6 separate regions of the Homo sapiens genome follow, and all the other regions are linked to region 6. A link is a loop called in an ENCODE intact Hi-C map of the cell type or tissue named here. Cell type or tissue: PC-3. All regions are shown on one strand. Region 1 has its middle 17 kb from the start of IATPR. Region 2 overlaps NRP1 (neuropilin 1). Region 3 has its middle 39 kb from the start of IATPR. Region 4 overlaps NRP1 (neuropilin 1). Region 5 has its middle 48 kb from the start of IATPR. Region 6 overlaps NRP1 (neuropilin 1).

Region 1 (5,000 bases), 120 kb before region 6:
ATTCTCCTGCCTCAGCCTCCCAAGTAGCTGGGACTACAGGCGCACGCCACCAAGCCCAGCTAATTTTTGTATTTTTAGTAGAGATGGGGTCTCACCATGTTGGCCAGGATGGTCTCGATCTCTTTACCTTGTGATCCACCTGCCTCGGCCTCCCAAAGTGCTGGGATTACAGGCATGAGCCACCGTGCCTGGTCTATCATTACATTTTCGTAAGGGGCCATGCAACCTAGATCCATCGTGTGCACGGTTCACAATAGGGTTCGCACTCCTGTGAGAATCTAATGCCATCACTGATCTGACAGGAGGCAGAGCTCAGCTTCCCTTGCTTGCCCACCCCTCATCTTCTTCTGTTTGGTCTAGTTCCTAACAGGCTACAGACTGGTACCTGTCATGGCCCGGGGGGTTGAGGATCCCTGCTTTAGATCACAGCTGATCAGTTTCCCCAGTCTCACACTGCACTTAACTACAGTTTCTCCTTCTGTGTCCCCAGTAGGGGTGGCAGAAAGGGTCACAATGGGGCACAGAGGATGTTACAGTTACCTGAACATGTGCGACTAGTCCACATGGGTGCACACTGTATATGACAGGAAGGCTTCAAGTTCAACCTGGGTTAAATGAAACATGCCATCATTCCATCTTTCTTTCCCGTGCCCTCTTCTGCCGACCTGCTCCCCTTCCTGGGTGTCTGGTTGCAGTGAGTGGCTCTGATGTTCTCCCAGATGACCAACCTCAAAGACCAGTACATCCCCTGCCCCACACTGTCCCCCACATCTGTCTGCTCTGTCTCTTTCCATTGTTACCACCACTGCCTAGGTTTCTAATTATCCACATTTCTTCTTTTTTTTTTTTTATTTAAGCAAGCATCTCACTCTGTTGCCTAGGATGAAGTGCAGTGGCACAATCACAGCTTACTGCAGCCTCAAAGCAATCCTCCCACCTCAGCCTCCCTAGTAGCTAGGACCACAGGCATGTGCCACCAGTTCAGCTATTTCTTTATTTTATTTTTTGTAGAGATGAGGTCTTGGTATGTTGCCCAGGATGGTCTCAAACTCCTGGGCTCAAGCAATCCTCCTGCCTCCACCTCCCAAAGCGCTGAGATTATAGGCATGAGACACAGAGCCCAGCCACTGTCCGCATTTCTTTCCTGGCTTCCTTACTGGGTTCTCTACTTTCACTCTTGCCTTCTTCCTCTCTTCCACCAGCATAAGTTTTAGAAACTGCACTTCTGATCATGCTGCTCTGCTGCTTAAAATCCTTCATGCAGATCATGTAAGACCTTCCTGATCCAGTGCTGCCTTGCCCTCTAGAACCCAGGGTGCCTTTCTCCCCTCTGCAGTTCTACTGCGCCACCTGCAGTTTCTCTCTCCTGTGTTCATGTGTCTACTCCCTCTGAATGGTAGGCTCACACCCTCCACCTGGCCAACTCTTACTAAATCTTGGGCTTCAACTCAAGGATCACCTTCATGGTTCACTCCACCAGGCTGGGCTGTGTGTCCTGCCCAGTTCCTATAGTGCCCTAACTCACTTTTTTAAAAAAATACTTTAAGTTCTGGGGTACATGTGCAGAACATGCAGGTTTGTTACATAGGTATACACTTGCCATGGTGGTTTGCTGAAGCCATCAATGTCATCTACATTAGGCATTTCTCCTAATGCTGTCCCTCCCCTAGCCTCCCACCCCCCAACAGGCCCCAGTGTGTGATGTTCCCCTTCCTGTGTCCATGTGTTCTCGTTGTTCAGCTTCCACTTATGAGTGAGAACATGCGGTGTTTGGTTTTCTGTTCCTGTGTTAGTTTGCTGAGAATGATGCTTTCCAGCTTCATCCATGTCCCTGCAAAGGACATGAACTCATTCTTTTTTATGGCTGTCCATTATTCCATGGTGTATGTGTGCCACATTTTATTTATCCAGTCTATGATTGATGGACATTTAGGTTGGTTCCAAGTCTTTGTTATTGTGAACAGTGCTGCAGTAAACATAAGTGTGCATGTATCTTTACAGTAGAATGATTTATAATCCTTTGGGTATATACCCAGTGATAGGATTTCTGGGTCAAATGGTATTTCTGGTTCTAGATCCTTAACTCACTTTTAACAGAGCTATGGGGGCTTTCAGCTCAGCAGTGGCTCTTCTTAGCAGGGGACTGAATGTGTTCCCTTTGCCAAAGCCTACTTTGCTTTGCTTATGTGATGCTACTTACAGGATTTCCAGATTGTTTTTGGTCTCTTCAACCATTTGCTTTCTTTGGACAGGACAATGCCCAGTGATGAAGATGAAGCTCTTGTTCTTGACATCTAATCCCACACCATGACTAATAAACATGGCATGCTGCAATGGGCATTAATTTATGGGTAACAGAAGCAGATCCAAGCCTTTTAGCTAATTAAATAAAAATGCACCATACAGCAACCATCCTGCCTGCTTGGGTGTAAAATAGAGAGGAGAAAGATGGCATGCTGGTCATTGAGAGATAATTACCTGCAATTTCAGAGCTGGAATCTAGTGACAACATAAGAAAAATAATAACCTCTCTGGCTGTTAGGATTCTCAGTTCTAGCTGCGAGCAAGGAGCAAAGGCACCCACAGACTTGCCAAACCTATGTCAGGAATGACGAATAGAAGGCAGAAATCCACATCCCCAGGTGGTAAAATTGTTATCCACCTTCGTCACCTCTTTCCTAATGGAGGAAGTGAGGACAGGCAGCCTTGGAGTCCTACTTGAATGAGGCCTGGACCTTATGCAGGGTAATAAAAACCAACACGTGGGGCCTGTGCTGTAAGGTGGCAGAGGGCGATGACTCACCCCACTCATGCAGGTTGAGTCATTTCAAGGCAGAGTTGTGCCAGTTCAGTACCCAGTAATATTTTCCAGTCGACGAGTATCAGTGAACAGGAGATAACCAGTCATTTCTAGATTCTGCTCAGAGTCCCAGCTTAGAGGCTCCACCAGCTCAAAGAGACGGGATGGCAAAACAGCCACCTTAATTTCCAGATCATCTGCCAGCTCATCTGCCAGCTGACACACAGCCCATGGCTCCACTATTGCCAGTGCTGTAGCTGCACCAGACCAATCTGGTTCAACTTTTATGTAACAAAGTTGTGATTTGTTTTTCAGTTGCCCGGGACTCCCAGGTTGAAGATCATGAGCATGCCCTGATGAGCCAAGGCATGCAACCACAGGGGAACCTAAGTGCTTGGACTGAGGAGTGGGGACTGAAATAAGAAGCGGACACTGCAGGGCAGGATCAGGATCCAATCAGATCGAGCCCTGGCATCACCTCATGGCAGGATCTAGTCAGATCGTGGCTTTTGACATCACTTCATTGTGAAATCCAATCAGATCACACCTTATTACCCTATCCTTATAAAACCGGACCTAGCCCCCAGCTCGAGGAGGCACTGCTTTGGGAGTTATCCCAGGTGTTCTTGTTACTAGTTGCAAGGAATAAAATCCTCTTGCTAAATCCTCCTTGGTTGTGCAGATGTTGGCATGGATGTGGAGAGAAGGGAACACTTACGCTTTGTTGGTGAGGATGTAAATTAGCTCAACTCTGTGATAAACAGTATGGAGAGTTTTCAAAGAACTAAAAATAGAACTTCTACTCAACCCAGCAATCCTATGAGTGCATGAGTGGGTATCTACCCAAAGGAAAAGAGACCATATAAATAATATACCTATTTATTGCAGCACTATTCACAATAGCAAAGTCACGGAACCAAGCTGAGTGCCCATCAGTGGTTGACTGGATAAAGAAAATGTGGTCTATATACACCATGGAATACTAATGAAAATAATGATTTCATTCTTTTTATGGTTGTGTAGTATTCCATGGTTTATATATACCATTCTTGCGGCAATGTGGATGGAGCTGGAGGCCATCATCCTGAGTGAACTAACTGAAAAACAGAAAACCAAATACCGCGTGTTCTCACTTATAAGTGGGAACTAAACAATGGGTACGAATGATCATAAAGATGGAAATAATAGACACTGGGGGCTCCAAAAGCAGAGAGGATGGAAGAAGGACAAGGGTTGAGCACTTACCTGTTGGGTACAATGTTCACTACTGGTATATTGGGGACACTGGAAGCCCAATCCCCACTGGTATGTAATATACCCATGTAACAAACAAATATATGTACCTCCTGAATCTAAAATAATCAATCAATCAATCAATCCTCCTTGGTTGTGGTCATTGGGTTGATATCTGCCAAGTAACCACTGAGCTAAAATTGGGAGCTTTTACATATTCGGTATGTTTCTTTTTTCTTTTCTTTTCTTTTTTTTTTTTTTTTTTTTGATATGGAGTCTCACTCTGTCACCCAGGCTGAAGTGCAGTGACATGATCTTGGCTCACCACAACCTCCACCTCCCAGGTTCAAGTGATTCTCCTGCCTCAGCCTCTCAAGTAGCTGGGATTACAGGCACCTGCCACCACGCCCAGCTAATTTTTGTATTTTTAGTAGAGGTGGGGTTTTATCATGTTGGTCAGGCTGGTCTCAAACTCCTGATCTCAAGTGATCCATCTGCCTTGACCTCCCAAAGTGCTGGGATTACTGGCATAAGCCACCATGCCTGGCCCATTTTCAGTGCATTTCTGTGTTTAAAGGATATCACATAACTGAAATAACATTTTTTATAAACCATGCAACTTGGCTCTACTGGGTGAAGCTCACGTTAGAGGCCAACTTTCAACATATTTAAACTATGGAAGCCCCCAAAAGAGCAACTTACGTTAAAGGTGACTTATAGCAGAGGTAGCTAGGCTCAGTCCAGACTGGACAGTGCTCTCAAAGTTTATGTGCAGAGGCGGCAGTACCCAGGCAAGTCTTTGAAAGTCCCGGCTTAGAACTTGGCACAATCACCTTAGAGATTGTTCACTGCTACAAATGCAGGCATTGATGCAGGGGTGGGGCAGAAAGACGGGGGAGTGGGAGCCTTGCTGCTAATTGGTTTAGTCTAAGATCAAGCCTAACCTCCCTTGGCCCACACAACTGTT
Region 2 (5,000 bases), 75 kb after region 6:
TAGTATTTTAATGTAACATTTTTTAAAAATCCAAATTAATCCTAAAAAATCCATGCTAGTAATAATAAAGAAAGATTAAAACAGAAAATATTACTCATATTACTCAGGAAAACAGAAAATGGAACTTACACTCCAAAAAATGCCAATAAGTGTAAATGTGCAGGAATAAATGTAAATGTGCGGGAATAATCAGATTTGAGAAACCAAGGGCAGATTATTTTTCATTCCATAAGTTTATATTCTCTGAAAATAAAAGACATTAGCACTGTTTCAAAGTTTTTAATAATTTAGGTAATTTAAAAACTAGCATTAAAGGAACAATATCTGAATTATCCCAACAAAATTCTGAAACGAATATCATCTCTATTTGCTTATAATTTCACTATGATTAAACTTCTTACGAAGTTACAAGTATGCGATCTTCCTTTGAACGCACTGAGTTAGGAAAAACATGCCTATTGTTGGTTACACAGAGGAGAGATTACAAATCTAAATCATAGTTGAAAAAAGCAACTGTGCCATGATATGAAACAGCACTGTCAAATCAGACACTGAAGTCGGTAAGTAAGATTTTCTTCTTGTCAGTAGGAAAAGCACTACTGGGTTTGAGTCCCCCAATGCTACCACCTTTTTAGACTTTTGTTAGAGCTTTGCATTCATTTCCTTAATGTTTTTAACCCAATGTCTGTGAAATTTTTATTGCTCCCCGGATGGTGACATCTGATCTGAATGTAACCATACACCTCTTTGCTCAGCAGTATTTGTCACAAACCATTATAAATTATCATGCTGATTGTGTGCATTGCTGGGAAACTGGAGAAGTTTCATAAATTCTAACTACCATATCAATGACATTCTTGTTTATTATACAGATATAAACTTTTATGAGATTCAAGATGTCTGCCTTACCACTGAAGAAAACTTTAGTGGAGTAAGATCTAACTAGTTCGATGTACATACTGAAAACCATTTTCAATGTGCAATGAACATGTGTTTCCGAAAACTCTCCACTGGTCACTTCTTTATTTCTTTTCTATTTTTAATTATGCTTTGACACTTCACAAGTGTGCAGGATTTTGCTGGCAAAAAAGAAATCAACATTCCTTCCTCTCCCTCAACACCTTCTTCGGTCAGAGCATTCTCTAGAATCCTCTCAATCTAATAATAAAATCATGCATATATATAGCTGGGAAAAAATCCTAGTTCTGTGTTAGCCCTGCAGACAGACGCTCCACTGGTCTGTTGATCGACTGATTTACACCACATCTTGTTCAATAAAAGAATTAAGGGGTTATAGTATTATGGTTCTGATGCTTATTTGTAATGAAACCTCATTCAGTGCTGGCATAGACACAGAATGTTGCATGTTAAAACTATGGAGGCACAACTTACACATTTAATTTTCCTAACGAAGTATCCACCTTTGACAGCCACTGCAAAAACTTCACCATTTTGCAAAGTATGATCCAGAATTAACTCATGAACTGGGTCAGTCTTGGTGCTATTCACATGAGAAGTTGTGACTGTATACTGTATTGTTAAGATTATGAAATGATGTTTTTTACCTAATTATACATAAAACAATAAAAATCTAAATAAAAAATTTTTTTTTTTCTACCAGGACTATGTAGCTGGTCTAATGACTTAACCATCCCTATACTCTACAAAAGAAAACTGTTTACTTGGGTTTCAAAGATGTTTCACAATAAGCAAATGTGCTAAGGCATCGATTTCTTAAGCTTTCTCAGGGTGGAAGTTGACTATACAAATACTGACCATTTCAAGAGAAAATGCAGGGTGTATCATGTGCAAATCATCTCATTACTGGGTCAATAGATTTAGTTTTGACGTATGTTTAGTTTCATATTTCCAAATGTTCTAAAAATCACCAACTTGTTAAAGATATCATAATAATGATAACTTATTTTGAGGGTCACTTTTACCTTTTAAAAAGGCTTTCCTATCTACTACTTGATCCTACTAGTAACCCTATGACATCAGCATAGCAAATGTTTTTTACTGCCAACAGACATATAATGAAGCTGGAACAAGGAAAAATATTAAATGTCTTAAATAAGATGAATAGTTTGTTCTTAACAAGAGTGATAACTAAAAGCTCACCAGCTTTCAGAATGTGGTTTTAACTGTGCCTAGTTTTGTGCCACCTCCAATCCATTTTTGTAAATAGCCTGATATAAAGTACAAAAAAACCCTAATAACAAAACTATGTTTGTAGGAATCTAATCTAAACTTTGAAGTCTATGAATTTGTTCTTCAAATAATTTCTGGTGTTCCCAGGTTTTTTTTTTCCCCCTAGGGCATTCCAATCCCCTGTAAAATTTAAATCTGTGGATTCTTCTCAAAGCCTTCACAAAAGGAGGTAAGTATTTTGCCACATTTGTAGAATCTCAAATGCACCCTTCAACACTGAGCACTAGTCATTCATATGAATCAGCTTAGAAAGATAGTGAAAGGAATGCCTTATGCTGGTCTTCCTATATCTTTCTGGAGTTTCTCATTGATAAAAAGCTCACAATGCAACACTTCAAAACACAGCAGGAAGATATTTTCCATGGATCTAATCTCCATTGACTTCATCAGGCTAAATATAACAGCCTTTCAGCTTTGGCCAGGAGATGACACCTTCACAGAGAGCAAAGCCTCAGTTGGGACAATTAAGAAATCACCTTACTCTGTAGCATTAAAAAAACAAACAAAGTCACCATTATTAAGATTGTTATGTAACATCTTCTTGGCCATGTCAGTTTCTCAAATACTTTGCTGATATCACTAAAACTGTCATTTTCTGTGAATTACAATCATCTTTTAATGTACTTTTTAAAAAGAAAACTAACCAAAAAGGTGCTCCTTTAATCCCATTATACCCCACCTGACACCATGATATGACAAATCATTATTTAAGGTTTACTGTGAGCTAGACACCATTGTAATACTGTGAGATGCTGTTGTAATAATTAGTATACGCTGATTATTTGGAAACTGATCATCAGCCTATGGATTTATGCTAATTCTCTAGGCACCAAAATGTTGAATGAACCAGATGACCTTATTTCCCTGACCATGAAAAGCTAGTTTACTACACCAACTCAACAGGTTGTTGAGCGCTTTCTACAGGTAGGAAGATTTTTATATTACTCTGTTCTTTCCCAGAAGAAATGTATGTGCAAATAGAATTGTAAGCCCTTTACATATATTAAGTGATTCAACTGGCTTCCCTTCTTAAATTTCTACTCCAGTTGTGTGCTGGATCTGGCGCCCACCAGCTCATAAGAACCAACTGTGCACATTTCTTTGCTAGTCTGGGCACAGTGACATCACATGGTTAGTTTGAAATTGGCTATGATGAGAGTATTTACACCACAGAAATTGGCATGTGCTACATACAAATGAGGACTTGACTCGTCTTCTCCAAAGAGCCAGCTGTTAAACATTTACCACCACATCACTGCCAATAACTAGTGATTATTCTGAATTCTTTAAGTATTATATTACACGTATTGATGGTCATGATTTCCAGATTAGAAATTAGTAAACGTCAGTTTATTGAATTCTAACAGCACTTTATTTTTTGGAATAATGTTATTACTTGAGTATGTTTTACCAGAGTTTCTCCTATAGCAGTTTAAACATGGTCAAAAAGCAAATACTAATAACTACTGCTACTACTAATGAAGTAAATCAAATATAAAAGAAAACAAGTCTCCAGATTGTCTAGGTGATTGACACTGTAAAAACCACCATAAAGAATATTAGCAAAAATAAATAAATCAATACAATGAACTCTTTGTTTCCAAGCAGTCACTGGAACACTATTAATGGTAACTTCCATACACAATTAAAAAGTCAATATAATGCCCTGAGGCACTTCTGAATCACAAAGCAAAGATAAATTGGAATTGGTGTAATTTTGTTGCACTGTAGTATACACTGATTATTTGGAAACTGGTCATCAGCCTGTGGATTTATGCTAATTCTCTAGATACTAAAATGTTGAATGAACCAAATGACCTCATCTCTCTGACCATGAAAAGCTAGTTTACTAAACCAACTCAACAGGTTGTCGAGCACTTCCTACAGGTAGGAAGATTTTGATATTACTCTGTTCTTTCCCAAAAGAAATGTGTGTTCAAATAGACTGTCTTTAACAATGAATATACTTGCAAAATAATATTTAGGTCCAGCGGTAGCAGTAGTCTGTAGATATCATATACGGTTACACCAAACTGACCCACTTTAAAACTTGTGAAAACCTCTCAGTCCCTGAGAAACACTTTAGAATTGAGATTTAAATCGATTATTTTTCTTTGATAAAACTATTTATATATGTACAAACTTAAAAGATGGATATTCAGGTTCAAGTCTCTGGAGACTACACCACTTTCAGTGGGTCAGAATGGGATAATGTGGACAAGACAGAGACAGGGGGTCTGTTGGGTGTTAAGAGAGACGAGCAAACATGTATCTGAGTGGACTGCTACGTGCAAGGTAAAAACATACTTTCGATACTGTGGAAAGCAATATCCACATACCAGTTCTTTCACATAAAGTGAGGAAATATAATTTCGACTGTCTCTATAGTGAGAATGTCTTCATAATAACGAAATTGGGCATAAGTTGATGTTTAGAAACTTAACAATAGAAAGAGATAGCAAGACTAAGCAGGTGGATGAAACACTGATGTGTATTTGAGTTCCCATTGTATTCATCGTGTCTTAACAATTATTTTCTAGCATTTTCCATAAAAGTATTTTAATCAGTAATCCACCATTTACAAAACCCCTCATCTGGCTTATCCTGTAGGCCTTATTTTATTCAATTTGCTTTTTCCATGTCAAACTTACTTAGTAAGATGAATGCAGTTCTTAAATCATAAGATGTGCCACAGTTCAATATATCTCAAATAGTGAGATCTCCAATCACACTATCTGTGGATGCGATGTATATTAGTGATCCACTGTATTTCGTAAAAATACAAGTGA
Region 3 (5,000 bases), 97 kb before region 6:
CCCATCTTTCTCAAACAAGAACTTTTTTTTCTCATGGAGTTTTCCAGATTTGTTTCTCCACAGAGTAGCTTATGATCTTGTATCCCCCTGAACTTGAGCAAGGAATCTGGTGCTAAGCTGATGTATAAGCAGGTTCTGAGGAATGTCATGACAAATAGACATCACCAACACAGATCCTGCATGTAAAAATTGACGAATGGGAAACAGCCCAGAGATTCAGAGACTAGTAAACGCCCATTCATATAGTTACCGTTGGTTGCTTCTTGGAAGGTAGCTTCACAGCTAGGACTGAAGCCCCATGGTTTCATCTTAGAGAAGAGATACACACCCTCTTAGGTATCAACATGAGCTCATCTTGCTTTGGCCCAGGCTTAATGAAAGCCTTGAGAAAGACCTGGCTTTTTTTTTTTAATCATACAAAGAAAATTATCTTTGTGGAATATCTGTGAAGTGATTATAGATAATGGTCCACGATCTGATGGCTACAAGTTCAGCCACTTGGCTGAGAAACGAATTCCCTATCTGCTACTCCAAGACCTCATTATGTGCTCACGCTGGCAAATTGGTAACGAAAAGACTTAAAAAGTTTCTGAGAGCAAAGCAGCTCCTTTCTTAGCCTGACTGGCCTACAGAGCAGGGCCCTTGGGAGCAGAGAACTAAATTCAATGCAAATTTCAAACAAGATTACCAGTGGCTTCTCATCCTCCTGGAAGTTTGAGAATGTGTAGACTGTACAAAGCCAACAGACAAAGATGGAAACACCGTAACTGAAGGGAGGAAAAAAGAAAATGGTTTAGGCTAGGCTAAGAAGGTTGGTATTATTTTTCTAAAGAGGCATAAGCTCCTTTGACAAGAATACAAAGGAAATGGATCTTACTTTCAGTTCAGCACTTTACTCAGCAAACTCGTGTAGTATCTTTCTTGTGCTGGAGAAATCAGAATGAAACTCTGTGTCTACTGAGAGAGATGGGTATGGGAGGCAGTTACTTGCTTCTTTGCTGTCACATCCAGTCCTTGGCCATTCTCTGAAATCTGCATTTCCCAGATAGCCTTAGCAACAGGCGTTGGTCTCTGTTTAAGGCCGTGGGGACACTGGCTTGAGATTGGAGGATGGGTATTGGGTAGATGGTGGGAGAATCATCCCCATCTCTCTTTGCTTCAGGTGGTGTTCCAGTGATCCTAGTTCCACTGGACCAGATCTAGCCAGGGAGCCTTGACTGCTGGGCTCTGGTAACAGCTTATGCTTTACCTTTGTTCTTTTAGCCCTGTGACTGCTAGCAGCTTCCTAGTGTAACTAAAATCTGAGATGCCCCCTTACGTCTTCTTTGGTTTATTCACTCTCTCAACATCTTTGTAACTGGCTTATTGCATTAAATTCCTCCTGTTGAACTACCTGGAAAGGGCTTTATTTTATTGACCATAGCCTGACAAATACAGAAAACAAATACATAATTTAATTATAATATGATGCTGCTATAAATAGCGCCTGTACAAGGCCCTCTGGAGACACAGATGGTGGCTGTCTCTCTCTCTCTCACTTGCGGGGACAAAGAAGAATCTCATTGAATGGAAAATTTGAGCTGCAGCTCCAAGAATGAGTAGAAAATCCCAAGGGAATGGGGAGGGAGTATTCCAGGCATTTTCCAGAAGTATGGCAACGTGACAAAATACGAAGTTTTAGAGGAATGGCAAATACTCACCAACCATTGAATAATGGGTCAAACACAAAACAAGCAGACTACTCAGAGCTTAGATATTCAGATTTCAGTTTTTATGCCTGTCGGCATCACTAATGCCACAGAAGCCTCAAATTCCCCTGGACTTGGAGAATGGAAGGGATCACCTGAAAATCGCTGGAAAACTTAGGACTCTGTCCTCCTTCTCTACCAATGCAAAGGGCTATTCGCCTTACTAGCAATCTCTGGGGAAACTTTAAACAATGTATTTGCAAATGATACTTATTTAAAATCTTTAAACTGCAAGACACTATTGTTGGAAATCAGATTGTCATCTTCTGAAAGATTCACTTCTTACTTGCCTCTCTTCTGCAAGAGTGAAGGGTCGGGAAGAGACTTCCGAAGTCACTGATGAACAAAATAAACCAGGGCTTGGAAAGGGCCCAGAGAACATCTGTTTAGTCTTTTTCTTTTGGTAGTGACAAAAATGGTGTCTAAGACTTAATCATCACCCCTTCCTAAAATACACACATATGGGAAGCAATGGTGGTCTTTCTGCTCTGGGGGTGGTTCACAGCTTTCAGTTTGGAGCTGAAGACTGCCACCACACACACCATTCTCATTAAAGCAGAATGACTTGCTTGCCTTCAAGGATGATATTTCCATTTCTATGCTTTAGTGCATCTTTCTGTAGTAGCAGAGAATGGTGTATTTTCAAATATGCTCCCTGTTCATGTATCACTTAATGCTCTCACAAGACCGTGATCAGCTGGCACAAATGGAAAGAGTTCAGTTACTTGCCCAGAAATCTCCAATAGACACTCATCAAGACCAGGGATCGCACCCAGGTCTCTATTTTTGGCAGGCACATTTTCTGCCACTCCATAGCCCTTTTTGGGATAGCCACTTTTGTTGCAAATTCATATCCTGTGAGAGCTCCAGGGCCAACACTCCATTAAAAACACAAGAGCTGTCAGGTTGGCCCTGTGACATTTCTCTCTCTCTCTCTCTCTCTCTCTCTCTCTGTCTCTCTCTCTCATCTACTTTTTGGAGACAATGTTTAAGGAGAGATGTTCAACCCAAGACAATGCCTCCAGGACTTTGCTTTCTCACCACCAACCACCTGACCCCAGAGAGAAATGCCCTTCTGACCCCTACTGGTTATGATGGGGCATACACCAAGTGCAGAGAATTCTTTCCAAGCTGATTTCAGAATATTCTCCAAAACACTCTCCAACAATGATTGGACAAGAAGGTTAAACATAGAGAACGTTGACTCAGTCCTGATTAAACAGGCTGAAAAGACAGAAACAAATAATCACCACGTATGTAGCAATAATGGAGCAACAAAGTAAATATGAAGGCAGAGGCTTGCTATCAATATTTAACTAGAGGATTAATATACAGAGAATGCACTTCCGAGAATACCAAGGTGACCAGGGGGGCAGAAATGACTCAATTATGATACACTGTCACAGTCAGGGAAGAAGAAAGTGTTGTCTGCATTGTTTAACTTAGTGTTATAAACGCACAACTGAGGCAATCACGGTGATTAACATGGAGATGATGATGAGTGATAACGCCAGACTCATTAGCATGAAGCATTTGTTGATAGAAACGGATAGGGAACAAGTTGTAAATTCTGGCCAAGAATTTCTCCCTAAGAGATTCCTGTACATCGCACATCGCAGTCTTGCATATCGAGACTGTTCTAAGGCTTTTTTTTTTTTTTTTGGTCCTTTATTTGCTCAATGAGACCAAATGTCTCAAGAATCACTTCTTTACATCTTGGGGTAAAGTTTCTAACCATAATGTGCCCTGATATTCATTTGTACAAACAAATATGTTTCTTAGTCTATTGCTATTCAACCATTTCTTAGAATGGGGACATTATCAAAGTATTGAATATGCAAATTTTTCCATGAGTAAGTAAATTTGGGGAATTCTGGATTAAAGTGTACTTTAGCATATCAAAATGGCTTTAGTGTGGTGAGATACACTGAGATTCTTCAAGAGGGATGTAGTTGTATATGGCACTTCCCATAAACATTAGTCTATACCATCGTCTCTATAGAAATATCTTAAATAACCAAGATTCCTTAGGAGGCTCTTGAGGAACGGCTTTTCTTTCCTGATTCTTTTCTTCAATCAGTCCAGTCCATTGCTGGGTTTCCTCTACACCATCTTGCCCACACTTCCTTTATGTATGGAGTGAGATGGTCACCAGCTGGTTTTCTGAAAATCTTCATACCAGAGGAGGTGAAAATGCTCTGTAGTATCATCCAGAGACCCTACCCTCGAGTGTGCTAGGAAGGACCATATACTCCTGAGTCTTCTCTGACAGCAATGATCCCCACCAATGTCTTGTTCTCTTTCCTATTAGAACAGCATGCAGACACATTGGCACCAAATACCTAAAAGTCATTGCTCCTCAACAGGAAATGACACATTTTCAGTCCCACTGGGATTGCATCATATTCCGATACTATTTCTTGAAGAGCTAATGCTATGTGAACCTCTAAGATTACGGGACCTTATATGTTCCCATCTCCATTTCCATGATTTAATATTGCAAGATTCCGGCATTTTCCTTCTTGTCCCCTCTGAAATCCTATTCTTCCCTCCACTCTGTGTCTCACTAACAACTCCTCCTGGAGCTGCACAGAAATAGAGACCATTAGTCTTTGAGACAAGGCTGAGTACAAAAAAGAGTTGAAACAAGTGACAGTGAATTTCAGGAGTCAGGTTTCTCTGCAAGGAGCCAGGTTTCATTTCTGCCTTGGCCATTATGTGTTTATTTGGGTGAACTTGGTCAGGTGGTTACCACCTTTGTTTTTTCTCTGTCAAAAAGGGATCATGGCACCCAAGCAGCATATTAAAATGAGCAAAAGCCACAAAAATGTAAGGCCACAAAATGGTGAAAAATGACTGCCACAGACATTCATAATTTTTTAAAATTTTATTTCAAGGTTACTGCATTGATTCTTTCTCTGATAGTGAAAAACCTGGTACGGGTCAATTTTTTTATAATAAACTTCAGGGGATGGTACATATTCAAGTGGAAATGAATGGACGGCATGGCTGCGAGTCAGTTAGTCAAGCTGTATATATTCAGATTGAAATGGGCAACTGTCTAATTGCACTTACGGAGAGAGGGGGCACCAAGGCACCTTTACCTCTTCCTTGCGTCTTGGTAAGTGTTTGCTTGACCTTGGCTTAGGAAGGAGCCTGCCCTGCCGTAGGACAGTAAGAATTAGCTCAAAACGATTCTTCCAAGGAAGAGCCACAGAGAAGAGATCAATGAAGAATATTAAAGATCTGTAA
Region 4 (5,000 bases), 55 kb after region 6:
AGAATGACTTGCTGTAGAGCATTGTGCTCCATGATGGTGTGTTCTGCCAGCCTAGGCATGAGCACTTTGTGGTAGTACAATAAACTACTCCATAGCACATGGGGAGGAGAATGTGAATCAATGATTTAGTGTGATCTCATTGGTAACTCAGTGCTGAAGATCTGCTATCATATATTTAGGTGAATAACTATTCCAATGTGCTGGATGGCACTTTACAAACATATATAATCTACAAAAATGATTTAAAAAATTTTTGTGCACCTTTCAAGTCAAAATAGCTCAAGATATAATGTGGACATCCTAGGAAAATAATAATTGATGCATGTTGGAAACCTTTTCATGGTATATTAGGGCTATAATTTCTACCCATTGGTCCCTGTTCTGCCCTTAAGGATGACACAGCATAAGTTATAAACCCCTGAAGGTCTAGCTGCAAAATGGGTGCATGCACTCCCAAACACCAGATCGTGATTATGCATTACCTGGAAAAGTAAGAAGTAGGGAAAGCAATATGGCTGAAGACAAGTGTGTTCAGTGAGGGGATCGTTGTCTCGGGAATCCTGGGAACCAAGTTCTCACTGTGGACCCACTCACTGGGCAAGTCACTTCCTGCCTAAACTCCACTTTCTCTACCCATCAACTAGAGAGGTCAGATTCTCCGTTAGCTGCCAAACAGTACATGGGTAAAATTCTATAGGTTTAAAAAATCATATACCATGACTAAAAGTCTATGATAACGGGAACACAATTTTGGGATCTCTTTGTAAAAAAAAAAAAAAATCTGTTCTTTTTTTCTTTTTTCTTTGAGATAGAGTCTCACTGTGTTGCCCAGGCTGGAGTGCAATGGCATGATCTCAGCTCACTGCAACTTCCGCCTCCTGGGTTCAAGAGATTCTTCTGCCTCAGCCTCCCGAGTAGCTGGGACTACAGGCACATACCACCACGCCCGGCTAATTTTTGTATTTTTAGTAGAGATGGGGTTTCACCATGTTGGCCAGGCTGGTCTCGAACTCCTCACCTCGTGATCTGCCTGCCTCAGCCTCCCAAAGTGCTGGGATTACAGGCGTGCCACCGTGCCAGGCCAGTAAAAAATATTTCTAACCAAAATTTTCACTCCAGCTGTCATACATGTAGGGAAGTGATTGTTTATATTAATTTGCAAAGGCTAAATCCATTTTTCCCCCCAACTCTTTGTGACTTGCTTGGGCTAGCCTGCAAAAACACTTCTGTTCATGGCAGAGAGCTGTCTGCATCCAGCTGACATTGTTTCTCTGGCTTAAATAAAAGAGGCAGGACAATGAGTGTTAAACCACTGCCGGACTCTGATGTAGTGTTTACGAAGGCAGCTGCTTTTGCATTCTGCGGGTCAGAAGGGTGTGTGTGTGTGTGTGTGTGTGTGTGTGTGCACGCTCCTGCATCTATGTAAGATCTGAGAATCACTGAAAGCAGCTTCCTTCATCCTCTATTTTGACATAAAGATTCTGAATTCAAAGCACCTTCAGAAGCAACAAGAGATTAAGACAGGCCAGGCAACGACTTAATATGGTAAAACATATCTTATCCCTGTGGTCAGTTTACAATTTCCTTGACAGATAACTGCTAATTAAGACATATTATTTCAGAAATTATGGTTGATTTCCTTTGTTATTTACACTTTTGTTAAAGGTAGTCAATGATGTCTTTTAGCTGCTCAATAAAGGGTCACCTAAGGAAAAGCAACTGTATGCCTAACATCTGGGAAAAATATTCCCAATGGGGTAGGTTTCATGAGAACAAAGTTATTTCTCAGATGACTCTTTCCTTGCAGCTTCAAGCTTTGTTTTCCTAGGAATTGTGTAGAAATGCTGGAATTAATGAGTGATAGAGACTTTGATTGAATCAATATTGTGTGAAATTAACTTGCAAACATGGTTGTGATTACTTTTGTGGGAGTTGGACTGAATTTCTCAAGAAAGTACACAAAGAAAAGACTCAGGGCAGAGCTACAGCTGCCTGACAGAGGCAAACAGAAGCCTAACTTTATGGACTTTTCCATACTCTGCATATGTTGAAATGACAGGCTGATTCATAGCTTCCTTGCTTAGTTTCCAAATCGCTTTGCAACAAAAGCAGATTTACTCCCTTCCCAAGACTATAACTAGGATTCATGATCCCATAGGCTCAAATCTTCATAAAGGGAATTTTGCAAAGCATGCCTCCCAATTCTTGACAGTCACAATTCAAATATTTTCACAAAACAACAGGACTCTCAATTAAGACAGAGGTCAGCAAACTATGGCCTGTAGATCAAACCTATCTGACTGCTTGTTTTTGTAAATAAAGTTTTATTGGAACACAACCATGCTCATTCATTTGCCTATTGTCTATGGCTACTTTCACAGTATGACGGACGAGCTGAACAGTTGAGATTGAGGCTGTCTTGCATGCAAAGCCTAAAATATTTCCTATCTGGCCGTTTTCAGAAAGTGTGCCAATTCCTGATTTAAAATATCAATTTGTGCCATAAAAAAAAATCAATTTCTTTGAAAACATAGATATAGTTTTAAAGTAAACCTCCCCAACCTCCCCTACCTCCATGAATTATCTTCTAAAGCAAATTGGAGTATATATCAAGAGTCTTAATACTGGTTTTATTCTTTAGTTCAGCAACCACACTTCTAGAAATCTCTTCTAAAGAAATCCCTAAGCATACATCAAGATTTATGCATACAGATGTTCATTCCATCATAATTTATAATTATTTATAATCTTGAAAAATTGAAAATGTCCTAAATATTCTAGGCCATTTAGATAAAAATTATTTTAGAAAGATGTGATTTACCAAATGCTTGTTTTTAAAAATATTTAAAGAATTACCATTTGACCCAGTAATCTCATTACTGGGTATATACCCAAAGGAATATAAATCATTCTACCATAAAGACACATGCACACATATGTTCTTTATAGCACTATTAGCAATAGCAAATACATGGAATCAATCTACAAGCCCATCAATGGCAGACTGAATAAAGAAAATGTGGTGCATGTACACCACGGAATACTACGCAGCCATAAAAAAGAATGAGATCATGTCCTTTTCAGGAACATGGACGCAGCTGGAGGCCATCATCCTAAATGAACTAGTGCACGAACAGAAAATAAAATAGTGCATGTTCTCATTTATAAGTGGGAGCTAAACATTGAATACATATGGGCGCAAAGAACAACAGATAGCAGGGTCTACTTGAGGATGGAGGGTGGGAGGAGGGAAAGGATCAAAAAACTACCTATTGTGTACTGTGCTTATTACCCGAGTGACAAAATAATCTGTACACTAAACCCTTGTGACATGCAATTTACCAATATAACAAACCTGTACACGTACAGGTTTATATATAAAACAAAAGTTTTATATATATACATATATATGTATATAATATATATATTTAAGAGCCTAATATAATGTTTTACATGTAATTTCAAGAGAAAATGGTAGGATAAAAGCTGTCTATAGAAAATAATCTCATTATTCTTTTTTTTTGAGATGGAGTCTCACTCTGTCGCCCACGCTGGAGTTTAGTGGCGCGATCTCGGCTCACTGCAGCCTCTGCCTCCCGGGTTCAAGTGAGTCTCCTGCCTCAGCCTCTGGAGTAGCTGGGATTATGGGCATGCATCACTATGTCCAGCTAATTTTTTTGTACTTTTAGTAGAGATGGGGTGTCACTATGTTGGCCTGGCTGGTCTTGAACTCCTGACCTCAAATGATCTGCCTGACTTGGCCTCCCAAAGTGCTGGGATTACAGGTGTGAGCCACCATGCCTGGCCTCAATTTTTTTAAAAAATGCATATTTCTAAATGCAAAGAAAATAAGCAGAAAGAATATATGCCAAAAATATATATTTTAAAATTCATTTCAGATAATTTTGTGCTCAAGAAAAATAAATATACATGCCTTTTTGTTTAATTTATGAAAATGTTAGTCCCAAATAAAGTTCTTCTTAATTTATAGAAATGTTAGCCCCAAATAAAGTTAGTACCCATTTAAAAATGAGTATTAACCTATTTCCAAAACAGTCCACTTTTTAATGTAATAAAAATTAAATATTTTCTAAAATATTATTTTTATGAATCACATTATCTTTTCATAGATGGAGCAGAGATGGCAGTTTTGGGGCACTTGTGCTGCCACTTTTTCCTCTTGCCCACACTGAACACTGCAACCTATTAAGCCATTTCTTTCTAAGAAGTTTCTCAAATGTACTACAGATGGCCACTACTAATCAGTCAGAAGTATTAAGTGATATCAAACATATTTGCCCTCTGTGAGAGGGCTACATAAGTTTTCCAAGTTAATTCCACCCTTCCTCTTAAGACTACATGGTGAAATACATTTTTATCACCGTAGATCTTGATCATCTTGCTTCGAATGTCTTAGAATGTTCTGCGTGTATTTCTTTCAAATCCAAAGAAATGCGCGGTGTCTCTTCATATGCATTCAATGCTGAATGTCTGTGTTAGGATGTACTGCCCCAAGGGCTGGGTGAAGCTGCTGCCTCAAGGGTCCTGGTGAGCCTAGTTACTGTATCGCCCATGTCCACAATTTCCTGTATTTCTTTCTAGCACCTGACACTGTGAACAATGCTTCCGTTTTTGAAATGCTCACATCAGCAGCTTTCTGTAGCAAGACACTGTTGTAACTGGTACCTCTCTCATAACGCCTTCCCATTGTCCTTGGAACACCCTCTAACCTTAATCCATCCCATCAAGGGGGCTTTTTCTCGAGACATTTATTTCTTTTCTTTTTCTCCTTGCCCTTCTACGAAAAGTCAATTTCTACAGCTTTAGCCAACAAGTGATTCCCACATTTCTATGTCCAGCTTTGCCCAGTTTCCCGTTTCTCAAGTTCTTTTTTGCACATCTCTACCTGCAATGTTTAAAAGCCTCTCAAAATGTTCGAAATAGGACCTACTCTCTTGCTGTATTTGCCTTTTTTTTTTTTTTTGAGACGGAGTCTCGCT
Region 5 (5,000 bases), 88 kb before region 6:
GCTGCTATACTTCTGGCCAACCAAACTGAGAAGTAAGCATCTTCTTGAAGTCTTCTTGCCTCCATTGTCTTTTAATGTCTTCATGTTTTACCTCCATGTGTACTCCCTGGAGCTCAGAATAACAGCCTCAAGTGATTGTAAGACAGACAAATTGGCTGTTGTGCGTTAGGAGGTGGACTTTACCTTGTGATTTCGTAACAAGAATACTTTGCACTTGCAGATGTCCCTGCATCTACTCTTTTATTTCTCATGGTCACCAATCAGAGTTTCCAAACTTTTTCCTAATAGACATCCTTGTCTTTTTCTCCTAACTCTACGTGCACCCCTATCAGACTACTACCAATGTAATCTTTCTAATCAACCCAAGTAATTCCTCTGCCAACATCTCCACTGTATCTCCATTGGAATAAATGACAGTACTTTTTAGGCAAGAAGGAGGTGTTCATGATAGGCTAATTCAATTCTGCCTTTATTTGAGGGAGGTTTTAGGACCCGCAGAAGTTACAGGACTGCTCCAATGTTGCACCTGTAGCAGAGTCAGAATTTGTACCCAGTTTTTTTTTTTTTTGAGACAGGGTCTTGCTCTGTTGCCCAGGCTTGAGTGCAGTGGCACCATCATAGCTCACTGCAGCCGTGAACTCCTCCTGAGTAGCTGGGACCATAGGCACACACCATCACACCTGGCTAATCTTTTTACATTTTTGTGAGACAAGGTCTCACTATGTTCCCCAGGCTGGTCTTGAACTCTTGGCCTCAAGAGATCCTTCTTCTTTGGCATCCTAAATCATTGAGACTACAGGTGTGAGCCACTGTGCATGACTGGAACCCAGCTCTTCTGACTTCAAGTCTAGACTTTTTTTTTTTTTTTTTTTTGAGACGGAGTGTCACTCTGTCTCCCAGGCTGGAGGGCAATGGCGCAGTCTTGGCTCACCGCAACCTCCGCCTCCTGGGTTCAAGAGATTCTCTTGCCTCAGCCTCCTGAGTAGCTGGGATTACAGGCATGTGCCACCACGACCAGCAAATTTTTGTATTTTTAGTAGAGACGGGGTTTCACTATGTTGGCCAGGCTGGTCTCGAACTCCTGACCTCAGGTGACCCGCCTGCCTTGGCCTCCCAAAGCACTGGGATTACAGGCATGACCTGCTGCACCCAGCCACGTCTAGAATTTTTTAAGAAAGAAATTATTGTGTAACTTTCTGAGTGTTTTAGACATTTTGTCAATTTAGTTTTCACAACCAGTTTTTGGTTCCCATGGTATTGTCTTCATTTTTATCAATGCATTAACCAAAACTCAGCAAAATTAAGTAACTTGAAAAAAATTGCATGAAGAATGAACAATTAAATTGGTTATTTACACAAAGTGCTGCTAAGTTTCAAAGCCCATGTTATAGCTTCTTCTTCCTGTCACTCATCTTTCCCACACAAATCTACAAATCACTTGAGGGCCTAATCTAGATCTCACATCCCTTTTTATATCACGTAACACCTTGTGCAGACAGGTACTTAATGAATATATTTAGGGAAATGGAAGAATAATAGAAGGAAACAAAGAAAGAAGGAAAGAAGGAAGAAAGAAAGGAGAGAAGGGAGGATTTAGATAAATACCAAGGCCTCCGGAGGCCAAAGCCATTGTCCTTTCCGCTCTAACAAATGATATCTTGAATATTATTGATCAGAACAAATGCAAAGAATGGGCCCACAGTAAATTATCTTGATATATTTCTGGTTTCCATCCTCCTTTTGTATGAGGAAATACGAATATGAATATACTGATTAAGAATAGTGTGGGTTGGCTTGCAAGTTAGCATAAGTTATGAAGAGTTAATGCAAAGTTTAATAAAGACGTTTATCTCCACTGCTCAAATAGAAGTGAATGGACTTAGAAATAAGGTTTGTACAATGCAGATCATTCAAGAGCCCCGTGACTAACTAGATGTGAGAAGTGGCTGAATTGGCTGAAGTGTCACTATACAAATATTAACATTTTGCATTGTTTTACTTCATTTAGAGATCATTTAATTCAGAAGGGAAATGGAATAGCTTGTCTTTCATGATCTATAGCACTCTAGTTCATTTAAATAATAGATCTTTGTGTTTGGAGCTTTTTTTCACTTACAGTTTCCGTTCAGCTTCCTGCCAAGATTGGGTTAGAGAGGCTTAATGGTAATGCGTGACATGTGCTTTGTGGAGTGTGTTCCCTGGAGCTCAGAGTAACAGCCTCAAGTGACTGTAACACAGCCTGAAAAATTGGCTGTTGTGCATTAGGAGGTGCACTTTACCTTGCAATTTCGTAACAAGAATACTTTGCATTTGCAGATGTCAATTTGTGGATCCGTGTTTTTAAAATGTTTGCTGCATCTTCCTGTACCCCGGGGACCGAGGAATGGCTCTGGAGACAAGCAGACAAATTCCACATTGATGCATCACTGTGCTCGGGCTGTGCCACCACCAAGGAGGGCTTCCGCTGACTTCAAAGGGAACTCAGAGCATGATGGGAAAATTGGACCTAATAAGAATATTTCTTTTTGAAAACTCCTTTTCTAAGGTGCTTCACTGAAAAGTGCTTTGCCTGTTATATATTCCCTTAAGCCAAAATGCATGTAAATGCAGGAGCTTACAAGCAGGGGTTACAGACTAGAATGACTTCCTGGGGTACCATTGTCAGGTGATGGTACAAATAATGCCACTATCAAGATGAACTTGAAAGCCCAAAATGCTGCCAGGGATTTGACAATGGTGCTGAGATCATGGAGTGAGGTTGACTGAGTGGTGCCTTCTTTCGACTTGCAAGAGAACCTAAAGGGTCAGCCAGCCAGAGGCTGTCAGGTATATACCAAGAGAGAGTAAGTGTGACATTTCTGGACCCTCAATAGAGAAAGATAGGCTTGAGCCTGACTTACTGATGCAAATATTTATTTTCTAGAGTGAGTTGCTTTGAGGGTAGTTTCTAAAACAGAGATGTTATTGAGGCTCTTAGCATTTGGGTGTTGTTTTTTTGTTTTTCTTTTTCCTTTTTTTGAGATGGGGTTTTGTTCTGTTACTCAGGCTGGAGTGCAGTGGTGAGATCATAGCTTATTGCAGCCTGGAATTCCTGGGCTCAAGCCATCCTCCTGCCTCAGCCTCCCAAGTAGCTGGGACTATGGGTGTGTGCCACCACACCCAGCTAATTTTCATATTTTTTGTAGAGAATCAGTTTTGCCATGTTGCCCAGACTAGTCTTGCAATCCTAGGCTCAAGTGACTCTCTCGCCTCAGCTTCCCAAAATGCTGGGATTACAGATGGGAGCCTCTGCAACTGGCTCTGGCTAATTAAAAAACTTTTTGCAGAGATAGGGTCTCACCATGTTGCCCTGGCTAGTCTCAAACTCCTATCCTCAAGTGCTCCTCACATTTGGGTTTTATGAGCAGTTGTTGCTTTCTTGTGACAGACACAGATCCATAGTGTTGGTCAGCCAAATATAACCATCTAGACCCCACTTCCTGGTGCCTTATACTCTCTAGAGTGTGCCATTTTCCAATCACTCACTCCTCATTCATTCCTCAACTCACCCAGCCTCTACTTTCGGCCAGGTCATTCCGACATTTGCCTCGCTGTGTAATCTGATTGTGGATTGACAACTTATTGGTTAAAAAAAAACTCATCTTCCTAGTGGGACCTGTTTCAGGAGTGAGTAAACAGGCAATTTGTTTTTGGTTTTCATGTCTCCTTTCCCTTTGTGGAGTCTCCTTCTTTTCTTGATACTTTCTCCAGGTACCCAGGTTTCCTTAACTCCAGAGTTGATTTCTGGCTGGGATAACATATCACAGCCTGCTCCTGGGCTCCTCCCTTTCCGGTGTGTCTTCCTGGCATGATATTTCGTCCTCTAATAGCCACACTCTCTTTCAGTGGTAATGAGTGGGACAAGGATAATGAGATAAACCTGTTCCTGCCAATGTTTTGCTCAGCAAATGCAGTTCCTTCTTTGTAATGCAAATGCCTTAACAGGATAGCTGACACATGGAAATGAAACGTAGGAAAGTGATTTTAGTTATTTTTAAGATAAAGTTGATTTATTTAGAAAGTAATAAATATAATTTTGAATTTTGTTTTAAAATTCTCTTATTTTTCCACTCCCAGGGCATGAGGAGTTTTAGGCAGATGGGGAGGCGTACATCAGTGGAGCTCACTCCTGTTCTTAGGTGCTGCCATGGGGACGTACGGAACCCAGAGACCTTCCTTCCATTTTCATTCTCAGTGAATTTCAGTCCCGTCGTTCTTTGCCTCCCAAATCATTCTTCTCTCCTCACTTGCTGTGAGATACTTAACATTAATTTTTCAATGGATTTATGTTTTTACAAAGTTGACTTCAGCTGCTTGTCATCTAGCAAAAATGCTGGAGGCAAGGAATTACAAAGCTGGCTGCCCGCTTAAAATGAGGGGAAAAGGAAAAATATATAATAAAGCAGGCACACAATACTCTTCAATAAATTGCATTGGCACTTCTGTTTTTTTTTTTTGTCAGTCTGATACCAGTTTCTTTCTTATGTTACTGTAAATTTTTAAAAGTACAGAAAAAGACAGGTAAAAATCAACATTCATCAACATTCCTACTATTAAAGCAGTAATTTAAAGGTATAATTTATATTGATAAATGGATGAGTGGATGGATAGTTATTTACTCATTTATTTTTTGAGACAGAGTCTCGCTCTGTCACCCAGGCTGGAGTGCAGTGGCACAACCTTGTCTCACTGCAACCTCCGCCTCCTGGGTTCAAGCCATTCTCCTGCCTCAGCCTCTTGAGTAGCTGGGATTACAGGGGCTCGCCACCTCACCCAGCTAATTTTTTGCATTTTTATTAGAGACAGGGTTTCACTGTGTTGGCCAGGCTGGTCTTGAACTCCTGACCTTGTGATCTGCCCGCCTCGGTCTCCCAAAGTGCTGGGATTACAGGCATGAGCTACCACGCCTGGCTTGATAATTTCATTTACATCAATGGGATTTTATTATAGATACCTTTTTT
Region 6 (5,000 bases):
ATGTAAATGAGCCTGCTGAGCTCGGAAGGCGAAAAACGGTAATTTTACCTCAAGGTGAACCTGAAGCTAAGCTTTTGTGACTTTCACCTTTCAGAGGGATGGAGCAGCAAAGTCCCTGCATTGTAGGCTTAGAAATAGGAAGCACCCAACCCATCTCAACGTGATTCAGCAGGGAGGTGATGGACATTTCATAAAATAGGCTTGAAAGTATATGAATGGGAATAAATGGTTAAAATCCTGCATACTGTAATATAAACAAGTGGGTGTTAGAGTCTGATAGACCTTGTTTCCAAGCCTGGTCACTAACTGTGACCTTGAGTGTTTACTCGTTTCTCTGAACTTCAGCAATCTCGTTTTTAAAATGGGGATGATTATACCTCCTTCCCAGGATTGCAGTGAGGATCAGATAAAAAATATTCAAGTACTTAGGACAGATCGGGCCACATTCTTTGGACTTGATAAAGGATTAGTGTCGTATGAGTAGGACAATTATCATTTAAGCTCTCCTCCCTCTAGCCAGGTGGGGCCACAGCTTCCTGTTGCCCCTCAGAAGTTAAGTGTGGCTCTGTGATATGCTTTGGCAGTGAAGGTGGGTGGAAGTTATCCAGCAGGGAGACCCAAGAACCATCATGATGAGCTGCAATCTTCCTCCCTCTGTGATATGGTCAGGCTTTGTGTCCCCACCCAAATCTCATCTTGATTTGTAATCCCCAGCATTGAGGGAGGGGCCTGGTGGGAGGTGATTTGATCATGGGGGCGGTTTTCCCCGTGCTCTTCTCATGATAGTGGGTGAGTTCTCATGAGATCTGATGGTTTTATAAGATGGTTTGGAAGTTCCTCCTTCACTCGCCTCTTTCACCTGCCGCCATGTAAGACGTGCCTGCTTCCCCTTCTGCCATGATCTTAACTTTCCTGCTTCCCCTCTGCCATGATTCTAAGTTTCCTCCCCAGTCATGCAGAACTGAGTCAATTAAACCTCTTTCCTTTATAAATTAACCCAGTCTTGGGTAGTTCTTTATAGCGGTGTGAGAACAGACTAATACACTCTGCCTTGGGGCAGGCAACATTTCAGAGGACGCTGTCCCCCAAGTCTGGGTCCTGGCATGAGAAGATACAGAGCAGACCCCAGCTGGCCCAGCCATAGAACATGGCATAAGCAAGAAGAAAACCCTCTAGTTTTTGGGGTTTGAGTTACCTTGCTTCTCCTGATCATGTTTTCTCATTGGCAAAAAGAGATGGATGATTTGAGATTTTTTTTTCTTCTGGGGCAATCTCAGATTGTGTCTAACTCCAAAGAATGATGTAAATCTGTTCTGTTCACAAATGCTTTGTGAGAGGCCATGTAGTCTTAGTGTTTTTACTGACAAGAGAATTGCCTTGCGCAGAAGAATTGCTACAGTTGCAGTTTCAGAGCTCCTGGAAGACCACCATTTCTACCTTAGTGAGAGCTCCCCACATTACCAAGAATGGGACTACATTACTGATACGGGAGTGCTGGGAAGGCAAGAGCGCGGTCCCTTTAAATGGTACAGAAGGGGGAAGGGAAGTGCAGGGTAGAGAAAGGAGAGTCCCTGGCTAGGGCTCCACCCCCACGGACCAAAGTGAAGACAGGTACTCCTGCTTTCCCGCCTAAATGTTGCATTTTCCAAGACCACCATGGCCCACCACGCCCCCATCCTGGGCCTTTAATAACCCGAGACCCTAGCGGGCAGATATACAAGCGGCTGGATATCGTGAGGAACACATTGGGGGAAGAAGGCACAAGTGGCTGATCGTCGAGAGCCCACCGGTAGAAGAGCACACCAACAGGCACAAGCACAACGACGTGGAGTTTGACCGGAGCTGTTGGAGAAGAGTCCAGGAGAAAACCATCTCCCTTCCGGCTCCCCCAGCAATAAAACCTTGCACGCATTCTCCAAGACCACGTGTGATCCGAATCTTCCCGTACACCAAGGCAAGAAACCCTGGGATACAGAAATCCCTCTGTCCTTGTGATAAGGAAGGGGGTCTAATTGAGCTGGTGAACACAAGCCGCCTATAGACGGCAAAGCAAAAGAGCACCTGTAACACGCGCCCACTGGGGCTGCGGCTGTAAACATTCAGCCTTAGACACTGCCGTGGGGTCGAAGCCCCACTGCCTGCCCATCTGTATGCTCCCCTAGAGGTTTCAGCAGCGGGGCACTGAAGAAGCGAGCCACACCCCTATCGCACGCCCTGTGAGGGACACAAGGAGACCTTTCCTGTTTCATTACCATGCAAACATGCTTAGTGCTGCAAAATGTAAGCTTCCCCCGAGAGGCACATCTGTCAATCATACTGAACTGCCTGTTGGTTTGGGGATGTGGGAAAACAAGTTACCAAGAACTATTTTGACACTGGCAAACTCATTTCATTTCTGTCTTAATCTAGAGATGGATTCAGCAATCCCAAGGTAGACGTCTCATCTTTTCTCACTCTCTACATATTTCTCAGTGTTGGAGGTTAGCGTGAGTTCAGTCTCCTGTAATAGGCCATTTCACTTTAAGTGTATGTTAAACTAATATTGACCTTTCCAAAGTAAAACAAAATCTGCTATTTGTGCTCAAAAGACTGAAGCAGCAATAGATGTGGAAAGTAGAGGATTAATCATCTTGTGGTTTTTTTTTTTTTTCTTGCTTAGAAACTCTCTCTGGGAATTAGTCATTTTATATCTAGCAATAAACGTAAGACAGGATCTGACTATTCTCCTGAAAAGGAAGCCTGGATCCTTCAGCAAATAATCTTTTGTATAATTTGCCCACAGTTTAACCCACAGATCCAGCTATGGATGTTTCATTTAACAGTGAGTGAAAAACTCAGGACTGTCAGCATCAGGCCTTTGGGTGGGAATACCCAGATATCAAGGTTGGGCAAGTGGGCATTAGGAGTGGTGCCGGCGATGAGAGGGGGTAGATTAGACGGCTGGAAAATGGGGTCAGCGGTGGGGATGTGGGGCAGACGAGGTGTCTGTGGGGATATGTAAGTGACAGCAGGAAGGGAATGCCAGAACAAAGCGAGGAAAGCAGAGGTAGCATCACTAATGAAGACACAAATATGTACATTTCATGCCTAAACATGGATATCTCGTCAATGGAGAGTGCCTTCAACCAAACCCCCTTCTTGGATGTGTGCTATATAGACCTACATGGAAAAACACACTCCAACCTTTCCTTCCCTTCTCCTACCCTGAACAAACAGAAACCTATTATTGGAAACAATTATTTCATACACGTCTATAAACAGGATTCATATATTTCATCCAGGAAATAAAAACATGTCAAAATAGGAAGCCCATTAACAGACAGTGTGTAGTTGGGAAAAATCAGATCTTGGAGCTGTTATCAAAGTGAGACACTTGTAGTCACATTCTCGGAAGAGTAGTATATAAGTATCTGAGAAGATAAATGCGTTTTCAGGGATGTCATCTTGGGCCTGCTTTTCTCTGATCGTGTAGCGATGGGCTCATTTTGCAGTGATTTATACCTGATGGCCGTGAACCTATCTTCTCTTGCAGTGATTTATACCTGATGGCCGTGAACCTATCTTCTCATTGGAGGCCATTTGGCACAGTACCACTTTCTTTCAACAACCTCTCTAGATGGTCAAAAACTTATTCAATCCTAGATAGGCTTGATCTTATGCTGCATACCTGTATCCACTCTCGGTAGGAATCCTCTCCGGGAGTCCACCCATTCTCAGGGTAGTTCAGGCGGGAGCGCTCTGCAGACCAGTTGGTGCTATACTGGGAAGAAGCTGTGATCTGGTCAGAATGAATTTCTCCTGATTCCATGCCCAGAGCTTCCATACATTTGAAATCTGAAGGGAAAAACAGGGCCCACAGTCATCAAAATATAGGGGATTTAAGATGCATTTTTCTTTTTTAACTTGATACACCAAAGAGTTCTTTCATTCAAAATTCTTTAAAAAGATGGTAGTAAGGGACTTATTGGAATATAGCACTGATACTTGGATTTTCATGGCAATATTTAAAAATATTATGAAGATCATACAGTGATTAATAATTTTCCCAAGTGGACCTAGGTTGACAAAAAGACTATTTGAAATTTACCAGGAAATGATGAAAATTCTGATTTATTTTCACAGTTGAGTGTGTGTGTTTGTAACTATCTGTGACTCTACCTGTCATATGGGTACACACAAAAAGTTGCATTTAAAATAAAATTTTTGTATTAAATTATTTCTTTTAATATCGAAGAGAATTGAAAAAAGACTCTATGTCTAGTTACAATTCATACTCAATGGATGGTAGAACTTAACTCCCTGTCTTTCAGATTCTACTATTGGCACCCAGACCACCTCTTCCTGACTTCCATTGTTCTTATGCCCCACCTCTGGCCTGCATGACTATTAACATAATTAGTTTATCAAAACACAGTTATGCATTGGGGGTAAACTGCACTGTCACACGGCCCCAAAGCACCACAGTTTTAGAGCATAAAATCATAATGCTCACAACAGTGAGCATAAGAATGATTGCTTTGTTTAAAGAAGCACATTAGGTGGACATGTCCCTGGAGGGAGGGGCCTTCAGCAGGGACGTGGTGTTTCAAGGCCAGTGAAACATCAAAATCTATATTCTCTTAGGCCTAACATCCTCAGTTTGATGATACTGGGAATATGAGCTTTCAGTTTTAGGAAAATGTTTATCCAAAGTACACAAGTGAAAAAAAGCTTTAGAGATTAAAGGGAAGATTCTCAACCATCCAGAAAATCTCAACTAACCAAAATTCCCCATTTTCTGAATTTTCTATCAATAACAGATAAGGTTTTAGGGCATACAAGGTTTTCTTGCAATGGCTTCATATTTTTAAGCTTAGGTTTGTTATTTGTAATATAACAATTATTTACAGGCACAAAAATACATAAATCAATTAAATAAAATACAAATCAGATTTTGAAATTTCACTGGCCTCTTTATTTTCCAGTGAGATCTGGTGTAGAAGATATGAGCATATCTGTAG

The links. Hi-C counts contacts between places; a loop is a spot of excess contacts. Peaks named below come from ENCODE experiments on the same cell type or tissue, not always from the same donor. Only the 100,000 strongest peaks of a DNase experiment are listed, where the experiment ranks them.
Region 1: it touches region 6 in a loop (4-fold over the local background); 4 of 110 quality-filtered maps call a loop at or near these places.
Region 2: it touches region 6 in a loop (2.8-fold over the local background); 5 of 110 quality-filtered maps call a loop at or near these places.
Region 3: a loop joins it to region 6, with 6 times the contacts of the local background. A loop is called at or near these places in 3 of 110 quality-filtered maps.
Region 4: a loop joins it to region 6, with 2.7 times the contacts of the local background. A loop is called at or near these places in 4 of 110 quality-filtered maps.
Region 5: a loop joins it to region 6, with 3 times the contacts of the local background. A loop is called at or near these places in 3 of 110 quality-filtered maps.

The regions. Positions count from the first base shown.
Region 1 is chr10:33,131,453-33,136,452 of GRCh38, forward strand. No RefSeq gene overlaps it. Among named protein-coding and RNA genes, the nearest start is that of IATPR, 17 kb to the left of the region's middle. RefSeq lists an enhancer at 2,315-3,514. In PC-3, no CTCF peak of the experiment used is centred here; DNase peaks (open chromatin) are centred at 1,349, 2,309 and 2,769; H3K27ac peaks cover 2,040 bases.
Region 2 is chr10:33,325,362-33,330,361 of GRCh38, forward strand. All of the region lies in intron 2 of NRP1 (neuropilin 1), which reads right to left. Among named protein-coding and RNA genes, the nearest start is that of NRP1, 6.8 kb to the right of the region's middle. RefSeq lists a silencer at 2,320-2,614. In PC-3, CTCF peaks have their summits at 2,631 (motif pointing right), 2,833 and 4,271; DNase peaks (open chromatin) are centred at 760, 2,510 and 4,000; H3K4me3 peaks cover 4,819 bases; H3K27ac peaks cover 5,000 bases.
Region 3 is chr10:33,153,180-33,158,179 of GRCh38, forward strand. No RefSeq gene overlaps it. Among named protein-coding and RNA genes, the nearest start is that of IATPR, 39 kb to the left of the region's middle. In PC-3, no CTCF peak of the experiment used is centred here; DNase peaks (open chromatin) are centred at 2,982 and 4,122; H3K4me3 peaks cover 567 bases; H3K27ac peaks cover 2,987 bases.
Region 4 is chr10:33,304,982-33,309,981 of GRCh38, forward strand. All of the region lies in intron 2 of NRP1 (neuropilin 1), which reads right to left. Among named protein-coding and RNA genes, the nearest start is that of NRP1, 27 kb to the right of the region's middle. In PC-3, no CTCF peak of the experiment used is centred here; a DNase peak (open chromatin) is centred at 2,060; H3K27ac peaks cover 2,364 bases.
Region 5 is chr10:33,162,210-33,167,209 of GRCh38, forward strand. No RefSeq gene overlaps it. Among named protein-coding and RNA genes, the nearest start is that of IATPR, 48 kb to the left of the region's middle. In PC-3, no CTCF peak of the experiment used is centred here; DNase peaks (open chromatin) are centred at 2,172, 2,192 and 2,302; H3K4me3 peaks cover 476 bases; H3K27ac peaks cover 1,792 bases.
Region 6 is chr10:33,250,361-33,255,360 of GRCh38, forward strand. NRP1 (neuropilin 1) reads right to left here. Exons shown (of 17, transcript NM_003873.7): 6 at 3,668-3,834. Among named protein-coding and RNA genes, the nearest start is that of NRP1, 82 kb to the right of the region's middle. In PC-3, no CTCF peak of the experiment used is centred here; a DNase peak (open chromatin) is centred at 2,641; H3K4me3 peaks cover 1,156 bases; H3K27ac peaks cover 5,000 bases.